2 separate regions of the Homo sapiens genome follow, and region 2 is linked to region 1. The links are chromatin contacts, found by Hi-C or POLR2A ChIA-PET in ENCODE. All regions are on one chromosome and are shown on one strand. Each heading gives the region's core, a stretch centred on a gene start or an enhancer-like site at or near the end of the contact. The rest is flanking DNA. Distances are from core to core; before and after follow the strand shown.

Evidence for each region. Hi-C counts contacts between places; a loop is a spot of excess contacts on that map. ChIA-PET counts read pairs that join two places held with the same protein, here RNA polymerase II (POLR2A). Pooled maps may share reads with other maps.
Region 2: a pooled map shows a loop between it and region 1 (4-fold over the local background). The contact joins the promoter of PPARD here to the enhancer-like site in region 1. A Hi-C loop is called at or near these places in 6 of 50 pooled maps. POLR2A ChIA-PET finds 5 or more read pairs at or near these places in 6 of 52 experiments (GM12878, H1, HEK293 and 3 more).

Annotation. Positions count from the first base shown.
Region 1 is chr6:35,519,751-35,525,619 of GRCh38, reverse strand. No RefSeq gene overlaps it. Among named protein-coding and RNA genes, the nearest start is that of TULP1, 9.8 kb to the right of the region's middle. Within about 2 kb of position 2,624, at least 5 of the 41 ENCODE cell types and tissues checked have a DNase peak (open chromatin) inside an H3K27ac peak, as active enhancers do.
Region 2 is chr6:35,341,308-35,347,176 of GRCh38, reverse strand. PPARD (peroxisome proliferator activated receptor delta) reads right to left here and starts at 4,619. Exons shown (of 8, transcript NM_006238.5): 1 at 4,496-4,619; 2 at 27-110. RefSeq lists silencers at 4,158-4,207, 4,238-4,377, 4,558-4,767.

The DNA.
Region 1 (5,869 bases), core at 1,375-3,874:
CAACTCAACGGGACATAGTCTCTAAAATAAATAAATAAATAAATAAATAAATTTAGTCAGTAGTGGTGGCAGGAAGCTGCAGTGAGCCATGATCATGGAGCCACTACACTCCAGCCTGAGCAACAGAGTGAGACCATCTCACTAAAAAAAAAAAAAAAAAAAAGATAAAGAAAATCAGGGCCAGGCGTGGTAGCTCATGCCTGTAATCCCAGCACTTTGGGAGGCCCAGGCAGGTGGATCACCCGAGGTCAGGAGTTTGAGACCAGCCTGGCCAACATGGCGAAACCCCGTCTCTACTAAAGAAGTACAAAAATTAGCCAGGTGTGGTGGCGGGCACCTGTAATCTCAGCTACTCAGCAGGCTGAGGCAGGAGAATCGCTTGAACCTAGGAGGCGGAAGTTGCAGTGAGCTGAGATTGCACCACTGCACTCCAGCCTGGGCGACAGAGCAAGACTCCATCTCAAAAAAAAAAAAAAAAAAATCAGACTGGGCGCAGATTGTCTCGTGTGTGTGTGTGTGTGTGTGTGTGTGTGTGTGTGTGTGTGTATTCTGGGGGTGCACTGCCCTCTGCTCTGGGTGTATATGTGTGATAAAATATGCATGACATAAAATTTACCATCTTAACCATTTTTTTTTGTAGGGGCGGGGTGTCTCACCATGTTACCAGGCTGGTCTTGACCACTCATGGCCTCAAGTGATCCTCTTGCCTTGGCCTCCCAAAGTGCTAGAATTACAGGTATGAACCACTGGGCCCAACCCATTTTAACCATTTTTCAATGTAACATTCACATTGTTGTGCAACCATCACCACCATCCATCTCCAGAATTCTTTCATCTTGCAAAACTGAAACTTTGTGTCCATTAAACAGTAACTTACCATTCCCCCTACCTCAGCCCCTGGCAACCACCATTCTTTCTGTCTCTATGAATTTGACTACTTTAAATACCTCCCATAAGTGGAATCATACAGTATTTGTCTTTTTGTGTCTGGCTTACTTCACTTAGCATAATGTCCTCCAGGTTCCTCCATCTGTAGCTGTGTCAGAATGTCCTTCCTTTTTCAGGCTGAATAATGTTCCACTGTATGGGTACACCACATTTTGTTCATCCATTCATCAGACGATGGACACTACTGTTGCTTCCACATTTCAGCTACTGCAAATAATGCTGCTAAGGACATGAATGTACAAGTATCTCTTCGAGACCCTGCTTTCATATTTTTTTTTTTTTGAGATAGAGTCTCGCTCTGTCGCCCAGGCTGGAGTGCAGTGGCACGATCTCAGCTCACTGCAACCTCCGCCTCCCGGGTTCATGCCATTCTCCTGCCTCAGCCTCCCGAGTAGCTGGGACTACAGGCGCCCGCCACAACGCCCGGCTAATTTTTTTGTATTTTTTTTAGTACAGACGGGGTTTCACCGTGTTAACCAGGATGGTCTCGATTTCCTGACCTCGTGATCTGCCTGCCTCGGCCTCCCAAAGTGCTGGGATTACAGGCGTGAGCCATCGCGCCTGGCCGAGACCCTGCTTTCATTTGAGCATAAACCCAGAATTGAGATTGCTGGGTCATTTGGTAGAGGGTCTCGTCTTTGTGGGGAGTGGCCTGGCTTCTGGACTAGAGGGTGTGAGGAGCTTCGATAGGAGCTTAGAGGGGATTCACTGTGTGACTGTGGGCAGGTCACTTTCCTCTCTGGAAACAGATCCTTATTTCTAAAACAGGTGCTCTTGTGGTTTTTGTTGTTGTTGTTTGGGTTTTGTTTTGTTTTTTTGAGACAGAGTCTCACTCTGTCGCCCAGGCTGGAGTGCAGTGGCACGATCTCAGCTTACGGCAAACTCCACCTGCTGGGTTCAAGCAATTGTCCTGCCTCGGCCTCCCGAATAGCTGGGATTACAGGCGCCCGCCACCATGCTCAGCTAATTTTTGTATTTTTAGTAGAGATGGGGTTTCATCATGTTGGCCAGGCTGGTCTCAAACTCCCGACCTCAAGTGATCCGCCTGCCTCGGCCTCCCACTGTTGGGATTACAGGTGTGAGCCACCACCCCCGGCCTTTAACTTTTTCTTTAAATTGAGACAGGCTCTCACTATGTGCTCAGGCTAATCTTGAACTCCTGGCCTCAAGTGATCCTCCCTCCTTGGCCTCCCAAAGTGCTGGGATCACAGGCGTGAGCCACCGCGCCCGGCCAGGTGCTCTTAACCACACACATTCTCAGGCCTCTTTTCCCAGGAGATTCTAATTCAATATCTGGCCTGTGGCCCAGGATATTTTTCTTCTTTTTTTTAAGAGCCTTGGATGATTTTTATCATCAGACAGGTTTAGGAACCGCGGGACTTGACGCTTTCCCTTGCAGCTCTGACTGCTGTTGACTCCGTGGTCAGGAAGCGGATGTGGAGTTCACATCCTAGTTGCCAGCACCACCTCAGTTTCTTCACCCGCTAAAGGAGGGCAGTGGCGCTACCACAGGACTGTGGCACGAAGTCAATGGAAATGAAAGAAAATATGTACCTAGTACTAAAACCAAACCAAACCAAAACCAAGTCCTGTAACATGCCTGGTATTCCCAGTTATCCTCACCTTCCGCGGGGCCGGTGTCCTCCCCGGTGGGTGTGTTCGTGTCGCCACCTGGTGGTAAGGCTAAGTCAGTGCACCCTCCCCGCCCTCCCACTCCAAGCCTGGGCTGGCCCCCGTCAGAAGCCTTAAGCTCCCGGAAGAGCTGAAAGCCCACGGTGGGAGGGCCTGGGGTTCGGGGGTCCCAACACATTCCACAGACCCATTCCAGCGATGATGAGTCGTTGCCTCCGCTCTGCCAGCCTAGTCTGTCCTGCCCCCTCCTTACTAGTAAAGATGGAGCCTACGTGCTAGAGTCCTTGCAGACACTGTCTCATTCCACCCTCACAACCCCTTTGTACGGTAGAGGGACTTACCCCTTTTTCACAGCTGAGGACATTGAGGCTCAGTGAAATTAAGTGACTGGCGCAGAGTCACACAGCTTGAAATGACGGAGCCAAGTCTCAAGCCCAGGTGGGTTTTAACCCACAACTATTTCCAATAAGCCACAAGGCCTCTACCCTGGTAGTTCCCCGCTTTGGCTGGACATTGAATTCACCTGGGGATCCTTGACGAATGCTGACGCCTGGGCCCTACACCAGGGGTTCTGATGAACCAGTCTAGGGCGCTGTAAGGCTCAGGAGGGATCCTGATGGGCAGCCAGAGTGACAGCCACTGCTCTGAACTCGCCCATTCTGTTTCGGGGCTCTTCCCTCTGCTCTGGGGGTGCTAGCCAAGTGTTTGGCTCCGGGGACTCACAAATATGCAGCTGCAGCAGAGGGCGTGCACCTCGGGACAGCCTCCAGCCTGCAGCAGGGGCTCTGATCCTCCTGCCCCTAGCGTGGGGTGGGGTGGCTCCAGAGCGGCTCTGGAGGGAGGCTTTGCTGGGTACTGACCTTCAGCAAGTGACTGCACATTTCCGTGAAGTTTCCTCCAATGTAAAACAGGTGTGAAAACTGTAAATCATGTAAAATTGTCGAGTTTTTTTTTTCTTTTTTTGTTTGAGTCAGGGTCTTGCTTTATTGACTAGACTGGAGTGCAGTGGTGTGATCGTAGCTCACTGCAGCCTTGAACTCCCGGCCTCAAGCAGTTCTCTTGCCTCAGCCTCCCAAAGTGCTGGGATTACAGGCGTGAGCCACCCTGCAGGGCCTAATTGTTGAGTATTAAACGAGCTAATACAGCAGATAAAGCACTTAGAGCAGTGCCTGGAACCCAGCAAGCTCTCAATGAATACAGCTACTGCTACTGCTAATAGTAGTATCACTACTCCATCAGTCGCACCCCGTTTGGACTACTCGCCAATTATCAAGAGAACTGCTCTTTTCTGTTCTAGAAAGATCACTGTCCCATAGGGAGGGGCTAGCCATCAAAGAGAGCGGGCACAGAGGCAGGCACAGGATCCAGCCGGTAATCCGAGTTTCCCACCACTGGACTCAACCGACTGAGCCAGGGTAAGCAAGCAGGGCAGTCAGGCCCCTCTTGGGGGGACTGGCATGGACACAGGAAAGGTGCACAGGCACCCCTCCTGTTAACACAGAGGGAAGTAGGGATGGGACGCAGAGGCTCAAGGACATCTTTTGAGTATTTCAGGGGCAGGGACTTTGGTCCATTCTGTTCACTGCTGTGAGTGGAGTGCCTAGAAGTGCCCTGCATACAGTAGGGGCTCAATGAATAGCTATTGAATGGACCTCACGCCGCACCACAACAGCCTGACCTGTCTCATTGTCTGTCCTCTGGCTCCGGCCCTCATCCATCTCTCCTATTGGTCTCTGCCTGACTGGACAGAAACAGATCTGCAGATCTGGTCCCCATTCACTTGCCCTGGGCATAGGAGCTGAGGACCAGGGGACTGCTGCTGCTTCTACCCCTGGGTCCTTGGGGGCTTGGAGGGTGGAGGCCCCTCTCTGGCTGAACTAAGACTGTGACTGTCCCACTGTGGGGGGCCCAGTGGACCACAGAGGGGTGCTGTACTGAGACAGAATTGGCCTCATGGGTGGAAAAGCTTCCCAAGCAGCTGTCCCTGTGCAGCATGATGGCTTCGGAAGACAGAGAGCAGCCTGTGCCTGGGCATGTGTGAGCAGAGGGAAGAACTGTGTCTACCCAGGGATTCCTGACTCTGCTGGGGCCAGCTCAGATTCACATGGATTCTGTGAAAAGCCATGGAGGCCCCCAGTAGCATCACTTGTCAGATTCCACTTTTTTTTTCTCGAGGTAAGGTTTTACTCCCATCGCCCAGGCTGGAGTGCAGTGGTGCCCTCTCAGCTCACTACGACCTCCACTTCCCAGGCTCAAGCGATCCTCCTGCCTCAGCCTCCCAAGTAACTCAGACTACAGGCATGCATCACCACTTCTGGCAAATTTTTGTATTTTTAGTAGAGATGGGGTTTCACCATGTTGGCCAGGCTGATCTCGAACTCCTGACCTCAAGTGATCCACCTGCCTCGGCTTCTCAAAGTGCTGGGATTACAGGTGTGAGCCACCACGCCCAGTCCAGATTCCACTTTCTTTTCTTCTTTTTTTTTTTTCTGAGAGAAGTCTCGCTCTTGTCCCCCAGGTTTGAGTGCAATGGCTTGATCTCGGCTCACTGCAACCTCCGCCTCCCTAGTTCAAACGATTCTCCTGCCTCTGCCTCCCAAGTAGCTGGGATTAAGGCGCCTGCCACTACGCCCGGCTAATTTTTGTATTTTTTAGTAGAGACGGGGTTTCGCCATGTTGGCCAGGCTGGTCTCGAACTTCTGACCTCAGGTGATCCGCCCGCCTCGGCCTCCCAAAGTGCTGGGATTACAGGCATGAGTCACTGTGCCCCGTCCAGATTTCTCTCTAGAGAAGACATGAGTGTTTTTGTTTCATTCTCTGTACATGCCCACCAGCAACTCTCATCTCCCAGGCTGTGAGCTCCATGAGGGCAAAGACTGGGCTTGCATTGCATTTCCAGCTCCTGCAGCCAGTGCCCAGCTGCCACCCAGGGCTTTGTCCAACCAACAATTGAGAAGCCCCTCTGCGGGCCAAAGTGGGGCTGTGCCCGGGCTCTGAGCTCAGAGAATCTGCCCGAATCCCACTCACTCACACTGCCCACCTGGGAGACCTGGACAGTGACTTAACCTCTCTGAGCCTCCAAGAAGCAAGGATAACACAAGAACCCTGGCACTGGACTCCTAGGGTTCACTGAGAGAAAATTCCTTTTAGAACAGACGGCCAGGGGCTATGTGATGTAACAACACAACCTGGACAAAACTTAAGCCTGTGTGAGCCTGATCAAAGCTCAGCCCTACTTTCTATTTCACAAGAGCCCAGACACACCCTCAGGTGACCGCAGTTCCCATTT
Region 2 (5,869 bases), core at 3,370-5,869, 180 kb after region 1:
CCCCTGAGTAAAGAAAATGGGATTACCTCGTTGGTGCATCTGTCTTCATCTGTTGGTGAGCAGAAGCCACTGTGTGAGTATCACGTGCATGCCCAAAACACTGTACAACACTGCAGGATAGAAAAAACCCCAACAGCTTTAGCTGACAGGTGCCAGGGGCCCTCAAAGCAACTCTAATAAGTTATACCCACCGTAACTCAAAGAGTGTTCCTAAGGTAATCTGGCTCCTCGTCGGTCCCTTACACACCACCCTGAGATGTGATTCTGAGCCTGAGTCAGCAAATATTTCCCCAATCCTGGAAGGAGTCTGCTCACTCCCAAGTAAGCAGACACTGGCTTTGCTGATTTTATCAGGTCGGCGCAGAAGGCGCAGGCAAGGTAAGAAGGGAGCTGGGTAGAAGCTCATAAATGAAGATGTCCTGAGTCATAGTTGATGCCTTCACCAAAGCCCCTGCAGAATGAACTGGAGTCACATGCCAATCACCAGCCTGCTGAGTTATGAAGGCTAGGAGCCATCTGCCAAGGAAGAAGACCCATATGTCTGAAACCTGATGCAAGGGGCCATGTTCTCCCTGCCAGGCTCAAGGCAAGCTCCAAGGGCTCCTCTGACACCCTGGAATCCAGCTGTTGCAAGCAGCTCCTCACCCTGGCTCCAACGGCAGAGAAAAATGTGCATGGACACCAAACCATCTCCAAGAAGCAGCCATTAGGTAATCTGGGACATGGCATTGACAATGGCACCGGGCACAGGGCTTCTGACATCATATAAGCAAGGGCCTGGCAGAACGGACAAAGCCCACAGAGACCTGGGTAGGGAGGAAGAGAATGTTTCCAGTGTGGGCAATGCTGAGCAGTAAAGCTGTGTCCTGCAATTTCCAAGCCCTTCAGAGGCACTGGAGCAAGGCACCACTGTTCAGCTTCCCAGCCTGCAGAGAGCACTCAGGGAGGTGGGCCTCAGGGACAGGATATAGCTGAAGCCCTTAGAAGTGACAGGTCCAGGCTGGTTGTGGTGGCTCACGCCTGTAATCCCAGCACTTTGGGAGGCTGAGGCGGGCAGATCACGAGGTCAGGAAATCGAGACCATCTCGACTAACACGGTGAAACCCTGTCTCTACTAAAACTACAAAAAAAAATGAGCCAGGCGTGGTGGCGGGCGCCTGTAGTCCCAGCTACTCAGGAGGCTGAGGCAGAAGAATGGCGTGAACCTGGGAGATGGAGCTTGCAGTGAGCCAAGATCGCACCACTGCACTCCAGCCTGGGCGACAGAGCGAGACTCCATCTCAAAAAAAAAAAAAAAAAAAACGAAAAAAAAGTGACAGGTCCAACTCCTGAGAGAGAGGAGCTGCACTATCCCAGGATGTGCCAGAATCTGCAGGCCCTGAAGACAGCTTGCACAACAGTCAGGACAGCTGTAGGCCCAAAGCAGAGGCCTAATGGCTTCCCAGGCTAGTGCTCTACACTGTCTATCCTCTTACCAGGCCCTAAGGGAAGGCGTCTAAGGGACCACAGGTCGGGTTGAAAGGCTGAGTAGGAGCAATTCTTCCTGAATGGGTTAAGGCATATATCACACAAGAAGGCCATGGTGAAGAGGCAAGGAGAAAGGCACCTGAACGAGCAGTCAGTGTAATCTCAGTGCTCTGAGAGGCCAAGGTGAGGAGGACTGCTTGAGGCCAGGAGTTCGAGACATTGTGAGAGCCTGTCTTTACAAAAAAATTGTTTTTTAATTAGCTGAGTGTGGTGGTGTGCACCTGTAGTCCCCGCTACTCTGGAGGCTGAAGCAGGAAGATCCCTTGAGCCCAGGAGTTCGAGGTTACAGTGCACTATGATAGCACCACTGCACTCCAGCCTGGGCAATAGAACAAAACCTTGTGTCAGAAAAGAAAGAAGGAAAGAAAATCCAGACCCAGACTCTGCAAAAATCACTGAATGGGGAAGGAATTTGGTAATTGACAATCATGACTACCTTCTCAGAAAATGAGAGTGGACAAACTGCAAGAAGCTATCCATCTAGGGCTGCTGGTGCCCAAGCTGCTCCACAAGGACTGGCCTTGACCTGTTCTCAAATCTCTCACCTGCCACCACAGCAGAGAGCACTACTAAGGGGTAAGCACGGCCAGAAGTAACAAACTGCTCAAAAGAGTAAGGAGGAGTCCTTGAAAGCCAGAGACTAGACTAAAAATCTGTCCAACACTTGACCTCTACCTCTTTAGAATGATCCACTAAAACCCTGGAGAGATGCTATTCACAGGAACAAGGAAAACCCTCTGGTCCAGTCTACCCAAATCTTTGCAAGTGCTGCAAAGGGGGTCTGGGGGTCAGTGGAGAAGGGACTGGCTCAACAACAGGCCATCCACAATCCTATTGCTTTCACAGAAAACAGTGTACAAGAGGATTACAAAACTTTAAAGTCTGGTCAAGCTGGTTCCTTTGGCTCTCCACCGCAGCTCCTAAAGGTTGCCAACTCCCATGTCCAATCTGGCTCAAAGACAGCACAATCATCAAAAGAGGAGCCCCTAGAAACCTGGGGCCAGGTGAAACAATGAGCCTTCATTTCTAAACATGAGAGTGGGTCACGCTTTCAGAATCCTCCAAGATCAGACTGGGTAGAAACAAAGGATATGTTATTTCTTGAATACTTCTTTAGAGAACCAACGCCAAATAAAGGAGCTCAAACTGAAGGATATGACGAGAATCTTCTGCTTGGTAAGGTTAAACATCCAGACACACATGGAAGGTGGTGGGCTCTCAAGCCCCAGAGAAGATGATCTATGTGACTGGAAGCAGATGTGTCTGCTCAAGTTCCTGACAAGGTCTAACTACTGCAGCCCCACAGCCCACCAGGGTAGTTATCAATCTGATACCTCATACTATGCCTGGGCAAAGGGAACAGAGCTCTGGGATTGCCGTTCCTCCTGGATACAGAGGAAATTAAGCTCCCAGGGAAAAAGAGGGACAATTTGGATTCCCTAGATTCAGAAAAGAACAAAGAAAAAAGAGGGAGAAGAGACTCCAAGAGAACATGTTCAGTGACCAACATCAGAGGCACATTCAGTTGGCCAAAGATTGTCAAAGAGATATGAGAGAAAATCAGCAGCTGTTTCAAGCCACCAATAATAAAAGGGGACAGATGCCCGCCAGCCCCAGGGCTATCAGGCCAGCAATCTATTTCAAAACTCAAACGGGAAAAAAAAAAGTTCTGGAGCCAGTACACAGAAAAAAGGTTGAGGACCACAAGTATTTTCTGGAGCACAGCTTCTGGAGAATTCTCTTAGTCCTTTCGGATGGAGCACAGGGTGGAGGGTGGGAGTGAGGGCAGAGAGAGGCTGGGGTATCATGGTATAAGTGTATTCCACACATCCAGAGTGGAAAGACACAAAACCCCGGTTCCTGGAAGGGGAAAAGAATTGGACAAAGCCTCCGGCTACCCGTGGCACACATCCAGCTCAGCGCCGTCTCCCCCAAGGGTTCCTGGAAGTCAACAGCCCCATAAAGGGGAAGTATTAAAGCTGAGATAAGAAGAATGGCCTACAAATTGGACATCATCTCTGATGCAACACCCACGTACATTCTCCCACACAATCTGTTATTTCCTTTAGTCAATCAGCCTCTTAATTCGATCAAGGTCTGAACACCTCCACCCCCACCCCATGGTTATGTCAACTGCAGGTCAAGTGAAAGTAGAGTAGAGTGTGGAGCTAAGGCTTCTCCCTGAAGCAGGGGAAAGGAACAGGGAGAGAAAAGGAGGTGGGCGACAGGAATGTAGGGGACAGAATTGATACGAAGGAAATCGGAAAAAGGAGCAAAAACAGGGCCTCTCAGGGAACCAAGGTGAGAGTCTTAGGGAGACAGGGACTGCAGGCACGGAGTTGGAAAAAGCCTAGGAACACCCTGGGGAAGAGGATGGGGACCCATAATACTAGGAGGGATCAGACCACAGATAAGAAGGGGACAGGGATGGGGAGAGAGAGTAAAGCCTGAGAGAGCAAGGATGGGAGGATGAAGGCAGGAGACAAGGATAACGAGGGGGACAGAGGAAAAGATCCCAGAGAAGACTCTCGCTAGATAGGGCAGTGGATTCAGGAACACCAGAAACGGGTGAAGGAAGAGGTCAGAGGCAGGGGAGGGGAATGGGAGAGGCCCCCGGGCCTGAGACGGGGTTCTCACAAGTGGGAGAAGACGAAGCCACCAGGCCCAAGAGGGGGCAAAGAGTAGGGTGGAAGGAGGCCCGTATTTCGGACTCACTCAAGCAGCTATGGGGGTCCAAGGGCGGGGGGGCGCAGGGTCAGCGGGGCGCCTACATGGCAACGCACGACGGCTGACCGGAGCGGGCCGGAGCATCAGGAAGCCGCCGTGACGCTGTCCGCGGACCCCGGCAGCTCCCCGCACCCCGTTCCCCGCCGCCGGGCCTTGCGCCCCAGTCCCGCTGGCCGCCTCGGCCCAGGCCCGGCGCTTCCCTCCGCCACTTGCCTGACCGCTTCTCTCGTCTCGGACTGACCTGTCCCGGCTGCCTACGGCGCCACCGCCGCCGTCCCGCAGGCTCCGCAGAATTCTCCCGCTCCTGCCAAAACTTTTCCCATTAATCCCCAGGTCCGCGGCGGCCGCAGCGTCACACGCTCCGCGGCCCGGCCCCGCCCCCGCCAGCGAGACGTCACCGCGCTGCTCGGCCTTTCCCTCCCCACGCCCCCTTCCGCCCGGCGGCGGCCAATCACCACGCCTCCTGGAGACTCCCCTAATTCTGCCTCTCCGCCCACCGCACGCTGCCCCGGGCCAGCCTGTGGCGCCCTCTGGTGCGGGATGCGGACGTAGCAGCTAAGGGAGGAGCAGGGGAGCGCCAGGTCCAGTAGAACAAGTCCAGCAAGTGACACAAGAGGGAATTTAAAGCTGGAAGGGAATTTCTAGGTCATCTAGTGCAACCTCCTCATCTTCCAGTGAAGAAACTTAGTCCTAGAAAAGGTACGTGACTTGCAGTGACAAGTCTGGAGAGACTCTTAACCCAGTGCTAGGTCCACTGGAGGAGATCATATCGCCTATAATTTTCAAAAAAGGGCTTTCCGCCTTCAAGAGGCTTCTACAACTGGAAATTTACGGTCTTAGAGTTCTTAACCTTTCTTCCCATGTGCTTATGCAATACGCTTATTCACCTAAAATAGGGGACATCCTCCTTATTGTTGTAGAAAATTCTGTTCTTATTAATCCACATCTTTAAGACCTGGAAGGGACCTATTATCCCAACCTACCGCTTAAGATGTACCACAGGAAACTACCTAGCAGCTGGGAGGCAATCTGGTGGAAGAAGTTGGCTTTCATCTGACGATGAACAAAGCTTGACTCTCAGGTATATGACCAATGCCTCCCCTCCATCATCATTAAAGATGACCCCTCCCCTCTCCTTCGGCCACACCTTCCGTAGGCCGCAAGCTCCTTAGGCCACACCTAGCTATCTGGATGAGTGATTTTTTTTTTTTTTTTTTTTTTTGAGACACAGTTTCACTCTGTCGCCCCTGCTGGAGTGCAGTTGCGCAATCTCAGCCCGCTGCAACCTCCGCCTCCCGGGTTCAAGCGATTATCCTGCCTCAACCTCCCAAGTAGCTGGGATTACAGGCATGCGCCACACGCCCAGCTAATTATTGTAATTTTAGTAGAGACAGGGTTTTGCCATGTTGCCCAGGCTGGTCTTGAACTCCTGGACTCAAGTTATCCTCCCACCTTAGCCTCCCAAAGTGCTGGAATTACAGGCGTGAGCCACCGTGCCTGGCAGGGATGAGTGATTTTTTCCCCCTTCTTTCTGCTTCTCTTTTTCTTTTTCTTTTTTTTCCCCTACTTTTTGAAATGCTTGTGCATTATATTTGTAACTTAGATGTCAACCTCC